Linked DNA regions of Homo sapiens: region 2 is linked to region 1. A link is an interaction called in ENCODE POLR2A ChIA-PET data of the cell type or tissue named here. Cell type or tissue: Panc1. All regions are shown on one strand. Each heading gives the region's core, and the rest is flanking DNA. Links, peaks and the distances in the headings are about the cores only.

Region 1 (8,465 bases), core at 318-8,317:
GTTTTGTATTGTGAGTCTGGTTAGGTTTATCAGTCTCTTGAAACCCGGTTGAAATATTTTTTTCTTGGTTTTAAACAAGAATGCTTTAATATTGTGGATATTGTCTGGAACTAGAACGTGACATTTTCAAGCTGACATTACAGGTGATTTTATAAGGTAAGTACTACTGGTTTTGCCAAAAGGTTGAAAAGGAATTCAGGTGGTGGGGGAAGTGTTAATGGGATTTGCCTTACATAGCGTTTTTTCCTCCTTTCTCTACAATAAAATCCGAACGTAGGTGGTAAATATTAATGCTTTCATAGCTATTTTGCCCAGGACAAGGGCAGAGCTACAGCTGTGTATATTTCTTGAGCCTTAGCATTTTATGTTGATCAGTGTTTTTACATATGCGACTGTTTTTTTAACAAGGCATGGTGACTGATGTTTAGGAATTTTAAGTGTTTTGACCCAGGTTAGTATTGGGGGTGTGGGCTATGTAGAATTAGATATTGAAATCACTTAGTCTTGTTTTTAAACTGCAAACCAAAAGAAGTTCTTCACTGTAGCAAATTACAGTCTTGAAATTCCCCCAAAATCTTTGCTTTGAATTGGGTTTTGGAGGTTACATTGAGATTGATGTTATCAACATAGATTGTTACCTGACAGTTTGGATAAGGGGCCCCTTTTTCTCTAATTTTTGTGGTTAGAAATTAGGTTAAAAGGTAGTCTTCTGAAAAGTCAAAAGATATTTATATTTGCTTTTGTTGGGGAGTACTGACTGTTTTATGAATGTAAATTTAACAGTCTGTGCTATATTTACAAGAGAGTTTTTATAAGCACAGGCCTACAACTAATTTCAGATGATGTTTTTTTCCAGACACTATTCTCCAGTTTTTGAGGATTTACTTATCCATTTACTCTTCTGGTAGACAGTTTGGCTGCCAGAAAAAAATATAGTCCTTATTATATTGATATGAGCATTGACCTTTCCATAACAGGATTAATGAGGTTTTCTTTGCCCCTGTCCCTCCCAATTTTTAAAATATTGCCTTGTCAGTCAACTTAATGAGTTTGTGCATGTTTAATGTTAAATGGATTCTAGTTGTATCCCCTAGAAACATTTTAACAAAAATTGTGTTGATAGGACAAGTTTCTGTTTATTTCTAACTAGGGTCTCTTAACTAAATGTACATAACATTAGCCCAAGAGTTGATCTTCTGGTTTTATAAAGTAGCCACTTGAACTTAGCTGAGTTGAATTAAATCTAATATTTATAATAATTTAGTAATGGTTTTGTTCTTAGACTATAAGAGAAGGAACCAGGTTAGGAAGGGGTAATGAAGTAACAGCAGGAAGGTATCCACATTGAAAACAGTTGTGATAGCTAGAGCTATGGCCTCTATTCTTGTATCTTCTGCATCTAAGTGCCCTGTCTGTATCGAAGTTTTAGGAGGCCCTAAGGAAACCTGCTTGGGCATTCTGATTCCATGATTACATTTGTGCTGCCAGAAAACATTTCCCATTGCATTTTAGTGATGGAGATTTAAAGAAAGCCAATTACTGTAACTCCCTTAAATAAAAACATATTTAAAAATTTTCGGATTAAATAAACAATAATTGACTCTAAAACTAGACTGGAAATTATCCTTTTGTTAGGAAAGACATCACAGCACTTGCCAGATTAACGATGGTTGTCTTTATGCCCAGATAGGTATAAAGACTTGCAATTTTTTTAAACAAAGCCTTACATTTTTTTCAGGAGGAAAAACCAGGAGAGGAAGTAATTGACAATAAAATGAAAGATCATCAAAGTGAAATGTAGGATAACAAGAAAAACTAGCATGTTTTATGTAGGCAGTATTTTATTTTGTTTAGTATGTTCAACAGACATTTACAGATCAACTAAATTCAATCTTTTTAATTATTTGAGGAGGTGAGCTGTAATTTAAATAGTGCCACCTTTTAAAGTAGTATTTCTCCTTTGGACATCCAGAAGACTTAATATTTTCTAAATTGAGGGGGAAAATGTACAACAAAACTCTTTGAAAATACCAGTGTTGGATTCAAGTTTGTTCTGCTTTCCTTCATAGCTACTGGCATATTGTAGGTGGTTGACTTGATTTTGTCTTTTTATGATTCATACTATAAAATCTCACTAGAGCAGCTTTTCCAGGGGGTGGGTTACACTTAAGCTCCAAATTGTCAGGTTCCCTGACACCGTCTTTCTGCAGAGCTCTTTAAATACAGTACAAAAATGTGTGACGCTAAATACGTTTCTTTATCCTATCTAGACAAGTCACAATACTGTAAACCTCTTCAACCCTGAGCGTTTGTCATTGTACAAATGAATTGTCCGTGCTTTCCTTTCATGCACTTATGTATTAATGTGTCACTTTTTGACTAGAGGTGTGCTTTTGACACTTAACCTATTTTCTATTGAATATAATAAGAAGTGTGAAATGTAACTAATAGTTCTTAAAATGTTAAATGAACAGTAAATGTTCAGTGGCGCACTTCACATTCAACTTAAGCATGATAAGTCTATTTGGAGTAGAGAAATGAGATTACCATATATTCTAGAACCAGCAGAAAACTATGTAGTTTTCAGTTTTTTGAGCTGCATATTCTAGTTTCTTTTTTTTTTTTTTTAATCCAAATCAACAAAGGGATTTTTTTTTTCTAGTTTCAGTTTTGGCACTGGATTTTATCCTGGAGTTTTAAAATATTCTTCATCCTGTTCTTTTTCTATTAAGGTTAATGTTGAAGAAGGAAAATGCGGAAGTCGTCATTTGACAAGTTTTATAAATGAGTATTTGAAGCTCAGGAATAAGTGAAGCTGAAATTTGAAAAAATAAAAGAAAGAATGCATGCTAATTATCAGACCAGAAGTCCCACTTGTAGAATATTGAGCAATTTGTGTGAAGTGGGGAAGATGAAAGAAGTCAGAATTTGAAACGGAAGAATGAAGAAAAGAAATAAAAATGAAGTTAAGATAAGAAGTAATCTGGAATCAGAAAGCACTACGCTAAGTAATTACTAGTCTGTTTATGTGTCCCTGTATATTTTGCTAAACATGCATGCATTATTTGTTTAATAGAGGAAAATATATACAGGGTAAAGAAGTGCCTTCCAGGGGAAACGTTTAAATTAGGTAATTCTGATTTTAACTGCTTAGTTAAATGATTGAAATGCAATTTTTAAAAAATATTTAGTAGTCAAGCACCAGGCAGCAGTGAGCTCTCCAGCATGGGTAACAGTGGGCTTCATGTTGTCCTCTCTAGATAAACTTTACCTGTCTAATGTTGCTGGTCCTGGGGCATGAGCGAATACCTCCAGGGTTGGAACTGGTGGTCTTTGCCACCTCCCTGGACTCTTAGATTGCACTGTCCCCTTTCCTTCAGTACTGAGCAATGTATAGTAGAATATTTTCTGTTAAACCATTTTCAAAGGAATGTCACCAGGATGGTTATGGAACCAAACCCCCAAAATCCAAACAAAGCATTGAACAAAATAGTTCCCTTTGGCATTAGTGTGTTAGTTTTTTCCATATGGCACTAGTGGAAATCTGTGAGCATTTGGGCCCTAAATTTAAGATGCATATTTGCTAAATACACAGGGATGGTTTTTCAAATTCTGTTTCTGTTTAATGCCTATTTCAGCTGATTGACTAGGATTACTGATAAAATACCGTAGCTTCCCCTTAGAAGAGGTGGGTCACACAAGTGAACAGGATAGCTAATACAAATTGCAGTAATGGCAGATGCTTTCATTCCTATTTCTCCTTTTTTGCTATCAACATTTAGCTATTGTAATGTTAGAGGTAACGGTTACAAAGTAGCTTTATTCTGGTTACCTGGTATCCCTTGCACTTATTGAGAAATTCAACCCAAAAGCTGTCCCTTCTTTTCTGTGTGTTTTGTTTTAGCTGAGTAGAAGGGTCAAGTGATTGGTGTAATGTTACTTTCAGTTGAATGAGACAAGTACACATATCAAAAATAATACCCAGTAGTAGTCAGCCAGCGGTTTTCTACCCAGTTGAGAATGCCAAGGGTATCATGTCACACATGTCTTCCTGAAATAAACTTTCTCTGAGAGTTGTCAGGTCTTCATGCTCTTGGAGAAAGTGACTTAAATGGCATTTCTTGGAGAATCCATTTTCTGATGCTTTCAGGCCTGTTTATTTCTATATCTTGCAAGCAGAAGAAAATTTTCTCTTAAGAAGTTTTGCATTCCTTTGTCAAATTTCTTGCCATAGATAAACTAATGATGATAAATGTTATTTTATGTTCCAAATTACTCAAAGAGCAGGCAGGAAACTGAGGTAAATGTGTGAATGAATATTACATTTTAATTCCAAGCCCATGGATTCTTTTATCAAGAAACCTGACAGGTCCTTGGGGTGCAAAAGAGGAAAAGACCTCTTAACCCCCAGCCCACTAAAGGAAAGAAAGCAATTTGGAATCTGGTTATGACCCAAGCTGGATAGACTTAAGGTGAGAAAACGTTGCTAGTGGACCATTGTGTCCATTTGTTTTTGTTTTCCCCCTTGACCAAAGCATCTGTGGGTCCTAATGTGTCTCCTCCTCGGGCCATAGGGAAGATGAGGAGGAGGCCGGCTTCTGTTCCTGAGAACAGGCAGTGTGTGAAAGACTGCCTTAATCAGAGGTCTGATTAATGCTAAGGGGAGTCAAAACAAGGAAGGGGATGACAGTGTTTCAGGAAGATAACCTTTGCCAAGGGAAAAAAATGAGTAGGAAGCATGTAACTTCTGAGGTTGACTAAGTCAAGTAAGTCAGACTTAACTAGTATGATAAACAGTGTTTTAAGAGATGCAGTGTTTATGAGCCACTATTTTAAATCTAACAAACCACATTCAGTTTTTAAAATAATACAGGGATTGGATGGTTAGTCCTTTCAAATATGTTTTTGTAAGGTGGTTGCTGTTCTCAGAATAGGGAGATGTGGATTATTTTGTTGGAAGGCTAAGTGTGTTGTATTTTTACTTGATGTATTCCCTTTAGGTTTTGTATTAGGATGTGGCTGAGATCCAGTCTGTGAGAGCTTGATTGATTTCCTGAGCATTTTTTCAGGGAAATTTTGGTTTTATTCATGCTAATTTTAGTTTCATGGTCCCTTTTTTTGAGGCAGTGGTGTCCAGTTCTGTCTGTTGGTGTGGTTTTAATGTGTTGACCATGTCAGCCCTGAGAGTGGAATTTGAAGTATGCTTAGATTTAGGGACTTCCCCAACTGGTTTTTATAGCTTTACCTGTCTGCATTGAGATTTAAAGTTAATTATGCTTTTGATTTGGGTGCTAATTTTAGGTCTTATTTCTTGTAGGCAAGTTTTATTCCCTTGCCATATGTATTTCCCAGCCAGTTAAATGGCCAAAATAACTTCAGAAAGCTTTAACTTCTTTAAGAAAATATCCCTGATAAAGGATCGAGACGTTTAGGTGTTACCCAAACAAGTGTCAGTATAGAAAAGGAAGCCTTTGCATTCTGGTATTTCCCTTATTCCTGGCCCAAGAAATGATTGCTTACAAAATATATCTGCATAGTCCGTTAGTTTTGGAGGCTGAGTGAAAACTCCTGTGATTTCAGAAATATTGTATCTGTGATCTGCTAGATTTTAAGGAGAAAACTTCATTAAGTCTTATTTTCTAGGTTAGGAGTACTGTCTCTTCCCTCAGTGGACAGGCTGCCGAAGCATCTTAGCTTAGAATAAAGGTTTTTCTGTTAAAGCCAGGAGCTTAAAGAGGATCTTGACTTGACCCATTCTTCCTTTATACTCAGATTCCTGGGCTGACTGATTTCTGTTAACTACAGTTACTTTATTGGTAGTCTTAACTGTTACTGTGAAACACCCATATTCTGCTTTCACTTCTGGAGAAAATTGTTTCATTTCCATAGAGGTAATCTTTCTAGTGTTGGAGTAAACAGGCTTTTAGCAACTTTTGGGTTCCCCATTTCTATATTCTCACCTATGTTAATTTTTGCCTGTGGTAAAAATAGCAAAAACTACACCCTCATTTTTGAGACTTCCTCCTTTGTCCATGGAGAGAAGGGAAGTGTCCGTTCAGAATACTTGATAGGGAATTCCAAGGGATTGTTGTTAATTGGAAGCCCCAGAGCATCACTACATCCTTTAACCATTTCTTGATGTTAAAGGCAGCTGTTCATATATTTTTCTTTTAATCTTTTTACAGTCAGTCATGGAGGGAGGTAGAGGGGAAAGGCTGTCACATTTCATGTCACCCCACCATGTTTTATAATGGCTTTGAAGTCATTTGAACGTTTCTAGAGTCGTCTGGGGCCTAGAGACCTGAACTCATTTTACTGGATGAGTTAGCCTTTCCTTCTGTGTTAAACCTCAAACCTTAATTTGTCTATTCTGTGTTACATTATAAATGTTTTCCCTGAGCATCAAAGGATCATCCAAATTTTCTCCATTATGTTGTAAACCACAAAACTATCTTCTAAAGTGTTTTGAGCTGTAATTTAGAATAATCCTCTACTGTCCTTTCAAGAATGTCCAGAATACTCTGAAGATGTATCACACAAGGAAATCTCTTGTGATTTTATCTGAAAGCTTCACCTTTGATTCATGCCATATAGTGACTTACTGTAATACTGCTTCCTTTTGAGTCTTGCCATTTCTGCTCTCTGGAGTAGAAAGGCTTACCAGGCTTTACTTTGTCTAAGTTTGATAACCTAAAATAAAGGTTGCCTTGATAATTTTACCTAGCTATCAGACTGACTAGGAGTAGGTTCTGTCCTTTCCTCATCTACTGTTTTGGTGCCTTGGCAGAACTTTTCCTTGGTTTCATTACTTAGTATACCCTTTTGTTGATTATGTGTCTTTAGCTCGTTGGTGACCTAGTTATCCTGGTTACCATTCCTTTGCTATTTTTCATTACAAATCCCCCCTTAACCTGCCAGCCAATCCCAGTTTTGGTTGGGAAAGCTATGAGTACACAATGTTTACCTAAACTTTGGCTTTTGTATGTAGTTTCTGTACTCTTTTGCTTCCTGGGCCCTAGGTTAGGAGCTCCTGATTTAGCTGCCTGGTTTTGATGTGTACTTAAGTAACTAGGTAAGTTAGGTTAATTCCTGGTTTTCCATAAGTTTGCCCTGGCTCATCTCCATTTAGCTGGAGAAGCTGTGGAGGATCTCTGACACCCTCTCTACTCTTATTTGTGTGTAGTTCGCTGTTCTGTTGTAGCTCCATCTGGTTGCTTTCAGTTTTTTAGGGGGCCTCCCACCATGGTTAGATGCAATAGGGTTTTACAGGGTTTAGTGTCCTTCAAGCTAGCCTTTGCTTTCCACTAGGTTTCTGCTTTTCTCTAGGATTTGAAACTGAGATCATCATCTTTATCTCTTATCACTGAATTATAAGTAGTAACTTGAAAGGTCAAGGTCTTTTTAAAAATCAAGCATTTTTTTAAGTAAATTATATAAATTATATAGGATTTTGTTTTATTGATTGCAACTTGATTGAAATAGGTATAAAGTATAGGTGTCATAGTTAATAAGGTTCCGCCTCACCCTAGTCTTTATGGAGTAACATTCTGAAACACAGTCCTTGGACAGTTCCCTTAACTGCTTGACTTTGGCACCCCTTTCTGAAGGAAGTGGGGTCAAATAACTCTTATCCCTGCTCCAAAAAGGTGGAAGAAAGGACAAGTTAATTGACTTATGTCATTTGGAGCAATGAAACTATTAACACCAGGTATATTCAGTTCCTGCCCTTACCTATATTTTCTTATCTTGGAAGGGGATTGCTGTCCCTCACCATTTATCTCACAGCAGCTTATTTGTTTTTAAAGTTGCCCAGAAAGTGTGCAAATTAAACTTTTAACATCTACGTGTAGGAATCCCGTTCTGCTTCCAGAAGTGGAAGTGCTCACGGATCGGGGAAATCTGCAAGGCATACCCCTGCAAGGTCTCGCTCCAAGGAAGATTCCAGGCGTTCCAGATCAAAGTCCAGGTCCCGATCTGAATCTAGGTAAGAAAGACTGTCTTGAGATTTCCTCGTTACTCTTAGCTCTGAAATTGGTGCGTGTTTTGTAAACCAGGAAGGTAGAGAGGGTTAGATTATTTGTTGGCCTATTAAATATTGGTACTAGAAGTGAACTTAAGTTCTGGGAGGCAAGACTAAAAGCGGTTAAGAGCCTGGGCTTTTGGAGTCAGGGTTTTCTATTTTTGCTGGTTTGGGCAGATTAACCTTTCAGCTTTAGCTTCTTTATAAAAGGCAAATTAGTAATACAGTACCAGTTCTTCAGGGTTGTTGTGAGGATTTACTAAATGTAAGTAAACTGCTTACTAGTATGGCAAATATACTGCAGAACATTGGCTTTCAGTAATTAGAATTCTTGATAAATAAGTATATATATGGTGCGCTTTTTTTTTTTTAATGTTGGTCAAAAGTAGGCTATATATACATCCTGGTTTGCCTGGGGCGATACCATTTATGCCTGTGGTCAGGC
Region 2 (8,465 bases), core at 179-8,178, 94 kb after region 1:
GACTACAGGCACGGGCTACCATGCCTGGCTAATTTTTCGTGTTTTAGTAGAGATGAGGTTTCACCATGTTGGCCAGGATGGTCTCGATCTCCTGACCTCATGATCCACCTGCCTTGGCCTCCCAAAGTGCTGGGATTACAGGCATGAGCCACTGCGCCTGGTCATTTTTGTATTTTTAGTAGAGACAGGGTTTCTCCATGTTGGCCAGGCTGGTCTCAAACTCCTGGCCTCAAGTGAGTCCTCCCAAAGTGATCCCATATACTTTAAATTATCTCTAGATTACTTATAACACCTAATACACTGTAAATACTAAGTAAATAGTTGTTATATTGTTTTAAAAATTTGCATCTTTTTTTATTTTTAATTTTTTAAATGGTGTCTTATTCTGTTGCCCAGGCTGGAATGCAGTGGTGTGATCATAGGTCCCTGCAGCCTAGAACTTCCGGGCTCAAGTGATACTCCTGCCTCAGCCTACCAGATAACCGGGACTACTGGTATGCAAAGCCAAGCCCAGCTAACTTTTTTTCTTTTTTTTTTGTAGAGAAAGGGTCTCACTTTGTTGCTGGTCTTAATCTCCTGGTCTCAAGCAATCCTCCTGCTTCAGCTGTCCAAAGTGCTGGGATTACAGATGTGAGGCACCTCACCTGACCTATTTCTATTATTATTTGTTGTTATATTGTTATTTTTATTGTTTTCTGAATATTTTCAATCCATGGCTGGTTAATCCAAGGACACAGAAGACCTACTATACTTCTATGAGATTTTTAATCACCCTGATTAAGTTAGCCATCTGTTTCCTACCAGGAGCCTGACTAATACATGTACTAAAAGCCTTATTTTTTTAAAGAAAGTCTCCTCATTTGGCTGGGCGCAGTGGCTCACGCCTGTAATACTAGCACTTTGGGAGGCCAAGGTGGGTGGATCATGAGGTCAGGAGTTTAAGACCATCATGGCCAACTTAGTGAAACCTCGTCTCTACTAAAAATACAAAAAAAAAAAAAAAAAAAAAAAAGCCGGGTTTGGTGGTGTGTGCCTGTAATCCCAGCTACTTGGGAGGTGAGGCAGGAGAATCACTTGAACCCAGGAGGCAGAGAATTCAGTGAGCCGAGATCGCGCCATTGCACTCCAGCCCAGGTGACAGTGCAAAACTCCATCTCAAAAAATAAAATAAAATAAAATAAAATAAAAATAAAAAATAAAGTCTCCTCACTTTTGAAGCTCTTTCTTCTTTAGGTATTTATCTATGTATTTCTAACTAATTTGCTTATGCCATTCTTAGATTTTTCAATTTTAGCCATTATCTGTTAACTTCCCATCAAGTCAATCGCACAAAGGTCAAGGGTACAAGTGCAGGTTTATTATATAGATAAACTTGTGTCATGGGGTTTGTTTATACAGATTATTTCATGAGGTATTAAGGCTAGTACTCACTAGTTATTTATTTTTCCTGATCCTCTCCCTCCTTCCACCCTCCAAAAGGCCCCAGTGTGTGTTTTTCCCTTCTTCTTCTTTTTTTTGGAAACCAGAGTCTGTCACCCAGGCTGGTGTGCAGTGGCGCGATCTCAGCTCACTGCAACCTCTGCCTCCTGGGTTCAAGGGATTCTCATGCCTCAGCCTCCTGCGTAGCTGGGATTACAGGTGTGCGCCACCATGCCTGGCTGGTTTTTTGTATTTTTAGTAGAGACAGGGTTTCCTCATGTTGGCCAGGCTGGTCTCAAACTCCTTGGCTTCAAGTGATTCACCTGCCTCAGACTCCCAAAGTGCTGGGATTACAGGTGTGAGCCACGGCGCCCAGCCTGTTGTTCTCATCTTGTGTACAAGTGTTGCCATCATTTTGCTCCCACTTATAAGTGAGAACATGTGGTATTTGGTTTTCTGTTCCTGATTTAGTTTGCTAAGGATAATGGCCTCCATCTCCATTCATGTCCCTGCAAAGGACATGATCTCATTCTTTTTTATGGCTGCACCAACAACCTTTTTATGGAGCTTAAGAAACTGATACTAAACTTCATACAGAAAGGCAAACATACAAGAATAGCCAGGAAAATACTAAGAAAAGAAAAAAGTCACAAGGGGGACTTGGCCTACCAGACATGAAAACATACCATAAAGCCTTTACAACAGTAGAGTATGGTAATATGGATAGACCAGTAGAAAAGAAAGTCCAGAAGTAGGACCAAGTACATATGGAACTTTAGTATGTAATAAAGATGGTGTCTCAAAACACCTGGGCCAAAAGGATTTTTAAAATAAATGGTACTGGAACAATTAGGTACTTAGAAGAAAAAGGTAAAAGGAGATCCATACCTCATACCATCGACAAGAACAAATTCCAAGTGGATCAAGAATCGATCAAAAAAAAAAAAAAAGAATCGATCGATCTACCTACCTACCTACCTATCTATTTATGTATCTATCTATCACCATACACATACTATTTTTAAAATGAGTAAATTTCTCTTTAATCTGGGGTAGGGGAAAGCATTCTAACTATAACTCAAAATTAAATAAAATGAAATAAAAGATTGATAAACTTGACTACATAAAAGTAAAACCTTTTGCATAGGAAGAAACACCATGAACAATGTAAAAAGACAATTAAAACCTGGGAGAAAATATTTGTAACACGTATCTCAGATAAAAACCTTACATCCATAATATTTAAATAACCATAAAAGTTGAGAAGAAAAATAGATCAAAACTCTTCAATAGAAGAATGGGCAAAAGACATGAACAGAGAATGTATCCCCAACAACAACAAAAAAGATGATCTTTAAACACATGAAAAAAAAGTTCGTTTTCACTCATAATGAGAGAATTACAAATTAAAACTACACTGAGATACAATTTCTCACTTATCAGATTGGCAAAAAGTAAAAAGCGTAATCACAGAGTTTGTTGGCAGGCTGTTGGGAAACAGGCACTCATACAGTGCTGGTGGAATGCAAGCTGGTATAATCTCTATGGAGAATTTCACAATAAATATTTAACACACATACACACGCACAGTGCACATGTATTATTTTTTGACCTAGCAACCTTACTCCTAGGAATTTACCCTGAAGATAAACCTCCAACAATACATACATACTAGGTTATTCATAGCATCATTTTTGTAAAATTACAATATATTGGAAGTCACTGACATGCCCATATATATGGCATATGAGTATTATGCAGCTGTTTAAAAAAGGAGAAAGATTTCTATGAACTGATACAAGATCTCTTGTTAAAGGAAGAAAACAAAGTGGAAAAGAGTATTGGCAATATGCTACCATTTTTGTAGGAAAGGAGGAAATATGCATGTATATGTTCATTTGTGTAAAAAGAAACAGGAAAGGCCGGGTGCAGTGGCTCATGCCTGTAATCCCAGCACTTTGGGAGGCCGAGGTGGGCGGATCACGAGGTCAGGACATCGAGACCATCCTGGCTAAGTCGGTGAAACCCCGTCTCTGCTAAAAATACAAAAAAAATGAGCCGGGTGTGGTAGCGGGTGCCTGTGGTCCCAGCTACTCGGGAGGCTGAGGCAGGAGAATGGTGTGAACCCGGGATGCGGAGCTTGTAGTGAGCCGAGATCGCGCCACTGTGCTCCAGTCCGGCCGACAGACCGAGACTCCGTCTCAAAAAAAAAAAAAAAGAAAAAGAAAAAAAGAAACACAGGAAAGAGAAACCAGAAGTTAATACAATTGTTTACCCTCAGGGATTGGGTGGAAATGAACTGGACAGAATAGAAGGAATGGGGAGGGGATGGAATTCCTCTGACTATACATTCTGTGTTTTGCAATCTTGTTAATATTTTACTTAACAACAAAAAGAAAAACAACTAGGATGGCGGCGGGTTGGGGGGGGGGCGGTGGTGGTGGGAAATAAAGTAGAAAAAACAGAAGCGGCCTGGCCTGGTGGCTCACGCCTGTAATCCCAGCACTTTGGGAGGTCGAGGCAGGAGGATCACGAGGTCAGGAGTTCGAGACCAGCCTGGCCAATATGGTGAAATCCCATCTCTACTAAAAATACAAAAATTAGCTGGGCTTGGTGGCGCACACCTGTAGTCCCAGCTACTTGGGAGGCTGAGACAGAATTGCTTGAACCTGGGAGGCGGAGGTTGCAGTGAGCCAAGATTGTGCCACTGCACTCCAGCCTGGGCAACAGAGTGAGACTCTGCCTCAAAAAAAAAAAAAAAAAAAGAAAAGAAAAAGAAAAGAAACAGCAGAAGCAAATGAATCAATCCAATTTTAAGTGTGTAAGATTGAATAAGTAAATATATTGTAGATAATGGGAGCCAGGTTTCTCACTATTGAAGGCAAGAGTTACAAATATGAAAAGTGGGAAGGAGAATCTTACAGTGTTTCACTGGAATCAGAAGTATCAGTGTGGGCTGGGTGTGGTGGCTCACGCCTGTAATCCCAGCACTTTGGGAGGCCAAGGTGGGTGGATCACCCGAGGTCAGGAGTTTGAGACCAGCCTGGCTAACATGGTGAAACCCTGTTTCTACTAAATAAACAAATATACAAAAATTAGCCAGGCGTGGTGGTGGGCACCTATAACCCCAGCTACTCGGGAGGCTGAGGCAGGAGAATCCCTTGAACCCGGGAGACTGAGGTTGCAGTGAGCTGAGATCGCACCACTGCACTACAGCCTGGGTGACAGAGTGAGACTCTGTCTCAAAAAACAAACAAAACAAAACAAAACAAAACAAAGAAAGTATTAGCGTGAACTTGGGATTTTTTTTTTTTTTTTTTTTTTGAGACGGAGTCTCACTCTGTCACCCAGGCTGGAGTACAGTGGCATGATCTCAGCTCACTGCAACCTCTGTCTCTCGGGTTCAAGCGATTCTCTGCCTGAGCCTCCCAAGTAGCTGGGATTATAGGTGCCTGCCACTATGCCCAGCTAATTTTTTTTTTTTTTGTATTTTTAGTAAAGACGGGATTTCATTATCTTGGCCAGGCTGGTCTTGAACCCTTGACCTTGTGATCCACCTGCCTCGGCCTCCCAAAGTGCTGGGATTACAGGCGTGGGCTACTGTGCCCAGCCCAAACTTGTGATTTTTAATACAGCACTAGCCAGAATAGACAGGTGTAGGTCTATGTGTGTGTTTATGTATATAATCTATTACCTACCTCCTTCAACTAAGAGGGTGTAGAATCAATGATATTCCTGTAGCAGTGAGCATATGTAGCATGCAGATCTTGGTTTATAAATACTAAAAAGTACCTAGACTCCTTGGATAAGTGGTTGATTATAGGCAAGGCAGATAAAGTACAAACCTAAAATAGTAACAGAAGTTCACACGTGCCAGCTTGAAGGGGCTGTTGCTGGCCAAATCTGAGACAATTTGAGCATCAAAATACTTACTAATAGTAAACATTGATGTCACTTTAAATACAATAGGAATCCAGGCCAGGAGTGGTGGCTCACGCAGCACTTTGGGAGGCCAAGGTGGGCGGATCACCTGAGGTCAGGAGTTTGAGACCAGCCTGGCCAACGTGGTTCAGAGTGACAGAGCCAGACTGAGCAAGACTCCATCATAAAACAAACAAAGGAAAAAAAAAAAAGAATCCATTTGTCCACAGTGATACAATACATGGGATGAAGGGAAAGCTCTTACAGTAGAAAGTCAACTAATAAATATAAAAGAAATGATTAAATCAGAATCACCGCTTGTCAACCCTAATAATAATCCAAGCAAGACTCAACACTAGATACTAAAACTCGTGGTTGAAATTTTGATGGGTAACAGAGCATCTACATAGTTTCAAAGTATCTCCCCAAGAGATACTTAGTAATTTTACAATGAAGAAACCTGATACATACTGACACACTGTCTTAACCAAGGGAGCAAAGTTAACATCACCAATAATGGGACCAATCAACAAGTGCTTCCAGACACAATGCACATTATCTGACCACAATTATAACCTCTGTGGCATTCCTGCAAGACAATACAGCACATAAATCTAATCATACGAAAACATCAAACTCATATTCAATGGCATTCTACCAAATAAATAGCCCGTAGTAATCAACATCAATGTCATGAAAAACAAACAATGACTGAAGAACTGTCCAAATTAAAGGAGAGTAAAGAGACTAGGTAACCATACACAACAAATGATTTGGGCTTTTTTTTTTTTTTTTTTTTTTTGAGACGGAGTCTCGCTCTGTCGCCCAGGCTGGAGTGCAGTGGCGGGATCTCGGCTCACTGCAAGCTCCGCCTCCCGGGTTCACGCCATTCTCCTGCCTCAGCCTCCCAAGTAGCTGGGACTACAGGCGCCCGACACTACGCCCGGCTAATTTTTTGTATTTTTAGTAGAGACGGGGTTTCACTGTTTTAGCCGGGATGGTCTCGATCTCCTGACCTCGTGATCCGCCAGCCTCGGCCTCCCAAAGTGCTGGGATTACAGGCGTGAGCCACCGCACCCAGCCTGGGATTTTCTTTTGCAATAATATTGACACAATTCATAAAATTTGAAATTTGAAGAGTCTGCAGATTACAGTATCAATGTTTATTTACTGGTTTTTATCATTGTACTGGGAATAGACTTTTCTTTCTTTCTTTTTTTTTTTTTTTTTGAGACATAGTTTCCCTCTTGTGTCCAGGCAGGAGTGCAATGGCGTGATCTTGGCTCACTGCAACCTCTGCTTCCCGGGTTCAAGTGATTCTCCTGCTTCAGCCTCCCGAGTAGCTGGGATTACAGGCACGCGCCACCACACCCTGCTAATTTTTGTATTATTAGCAGAGACGGGGTTTCACCATGTTGGCCAGGCTGGTCTCGAACTCCTGACCTCAGGTGATCCACCCGCCTCAGCCTCCCAAAGTGCTGGGATTACAGACGTGAGCCACCGTGCCCGGCCTAATTTTTTTTTTAAGCAGATACAAACTGAGGTATTTAGGCATATGATTCAGAGAAACATAAAAGATAAAACAAATGTTAACATTTGGGGAATCTGGGTAAAGAGTATATGGGACTTCTTGTAATATTATTGTGTATATATACACACACATATACTTTTTTTTTAAATGTAGATTCTGGGTAAGCATATTAAGAACGTACTGTAAAACAAAACAAAAGAAAAATAGATTCGTGGGCTTCTACCCTGAAAATTCTGATTCAGGAGTTCTCATGGTAGGTCTTGGGAATCTGTATTTTTGAAGGTTTTCTTGGTGATTATAATGCACATCTGACAAGAATTAACCTCTGTCTCGAAGTAATAAAAATGTAACTAAACATCCATGTACCTGCCACCTACTTTTAAAAAACAAAAATTGGCAGGGCTTGGTGGCTCACGCCTGTAATCCCATCACTTTGGGAGGCTGAGACTGGCAGATCACCTGAGGTCGGGAGTTCGAGACCAGTCTGGCCAACATGGAGAAACTCCCTCTCTACTAAAAATATAAAAATTAGCCGGGCATGGTAGTGCATGCCTGCAATCCCAGTTACTCGGGAGGCTGAGGCAGGAGAATCACTTGAATCCAGGAGGCAGAGGTTGTGGTGAGCCAAGATTGCGCCATTGCACTCCAGCCTGGGCAACAAGAGTGAAACTCCGTGTAAAAAAAAAAATTAAATTAAAAAAACAGAAATTCTATCTGTGCCCTTCCACCTCCCCCTATTCCCTTTTCTCCCTCCTTAAAGGTAATCATTATCCCCAATTTAGAGTTTGCTGTTCCCATGCATGTTTTTGTACAATTATGCCACACAAATGTGTCCATATCAACAACAGAATTGCTTTGCATGTTTTCAAACTTTGTAGAGATCAGCTGTAGTGGCTCACACCTATAATCCCAGCACTTCGGGAGGCCAACGAGGATGGACAGCTTGGGCTCAGGCATTCGAGACCAATCATAGGGAACATGGCGAAACTCCCATCTCTTGCAAAAGTACAAAAAATTAGCCATTGTGGTGGTGAACACCTGTAGTCCCAGTTACTCAGTAGGCTGAGGTGGGAGGAATCTTTCAGCCTGGAAGGCAGGGGTGGCAGTGAGCTGAGATCATGCCATTGTCCTGCAGCCTGGGTGACAAAGCAAGACCCTGTCTCCGGTGGGTCTGGGGGGCAGGGAAGAAAGAAAGAAAACTTCGTATAACCAACATCCTTCTATAACTTTTCACTTAGCATATGTTTGTTTTTGTTTAGGTGGTTAATGTTGACACGTTGCCTATTTTATTTCATCCAGAAGTGAGGAAACAGTAATGATTCCAGAGAAAATGAATAAACATGTGTCCCCTTTGACTCAATATATAGTAGTCAATTTATAGCTATGCCACAATGTACCAGTTTTATTGTTGATGGACATTTAAATTTTTCACCATCACAGTGCTACAATGAATGGTCATATATGTTTCTTCCACAAAGGGTGTGGATGTTTATTTTCTCTGGAGTCATCAGTTTTTACCTCTCTTCTAAATCATGCATAGTCATCCATTATAATTTAAGAAATATGGAGTCTATGGGCACAGATGCAAGTATGT

Evidence for each region. ChIA-PET counts read pairs that join two places held together with the same protein. Peaks named below come from ENCODE experiments on the same cell type or tissue, not always from the same donor. Only the 100,000 strongest peaks of a DNase experiment are listed, where the experiment ranks them.
Region 2: POLR2A ChIA-PET joins it to region 1 with 12 read pairs; 17 of 35 experiments call an interaction of 5 or more read pairs at or near these places.

The regions. Positions count from the first base shown.
Region 1 is chr3:185,926,120-185,934,584 of GRCh38, reverse strand. It overlaps TRA2B (transformer 2 beta homolog), which reads left to right. Exons shown (of 9, transcript NM_004593.3): 2 at 7,851-7,984. Among named protein-coding and RNA genes, the nearest start is that of TRA2B, 7.7 kb to the left of the region's middle. In Panc1, for the core only: no CTCF peak of the experiment used is centred there; no DNase peak of the experiment used is centred there; H3K4me3 peaks cover 740 bases; H3K27ac peaks cover 1,063 bases.
Region 2 is chr3:185,832,102-185,840,566 of GRCh38, reverse strand. No RefSeq gene overlaps it. Among named protein-coding and RNA genes, the nearest start is that of IGF2BP2, 11 kb to the right of the region's middle. In Panc1, for the core only: no CTCF peak of the experiment used is centred there; no DNase peak of the experiment used is centred there; H3K4me3 peaks cover 575 bases.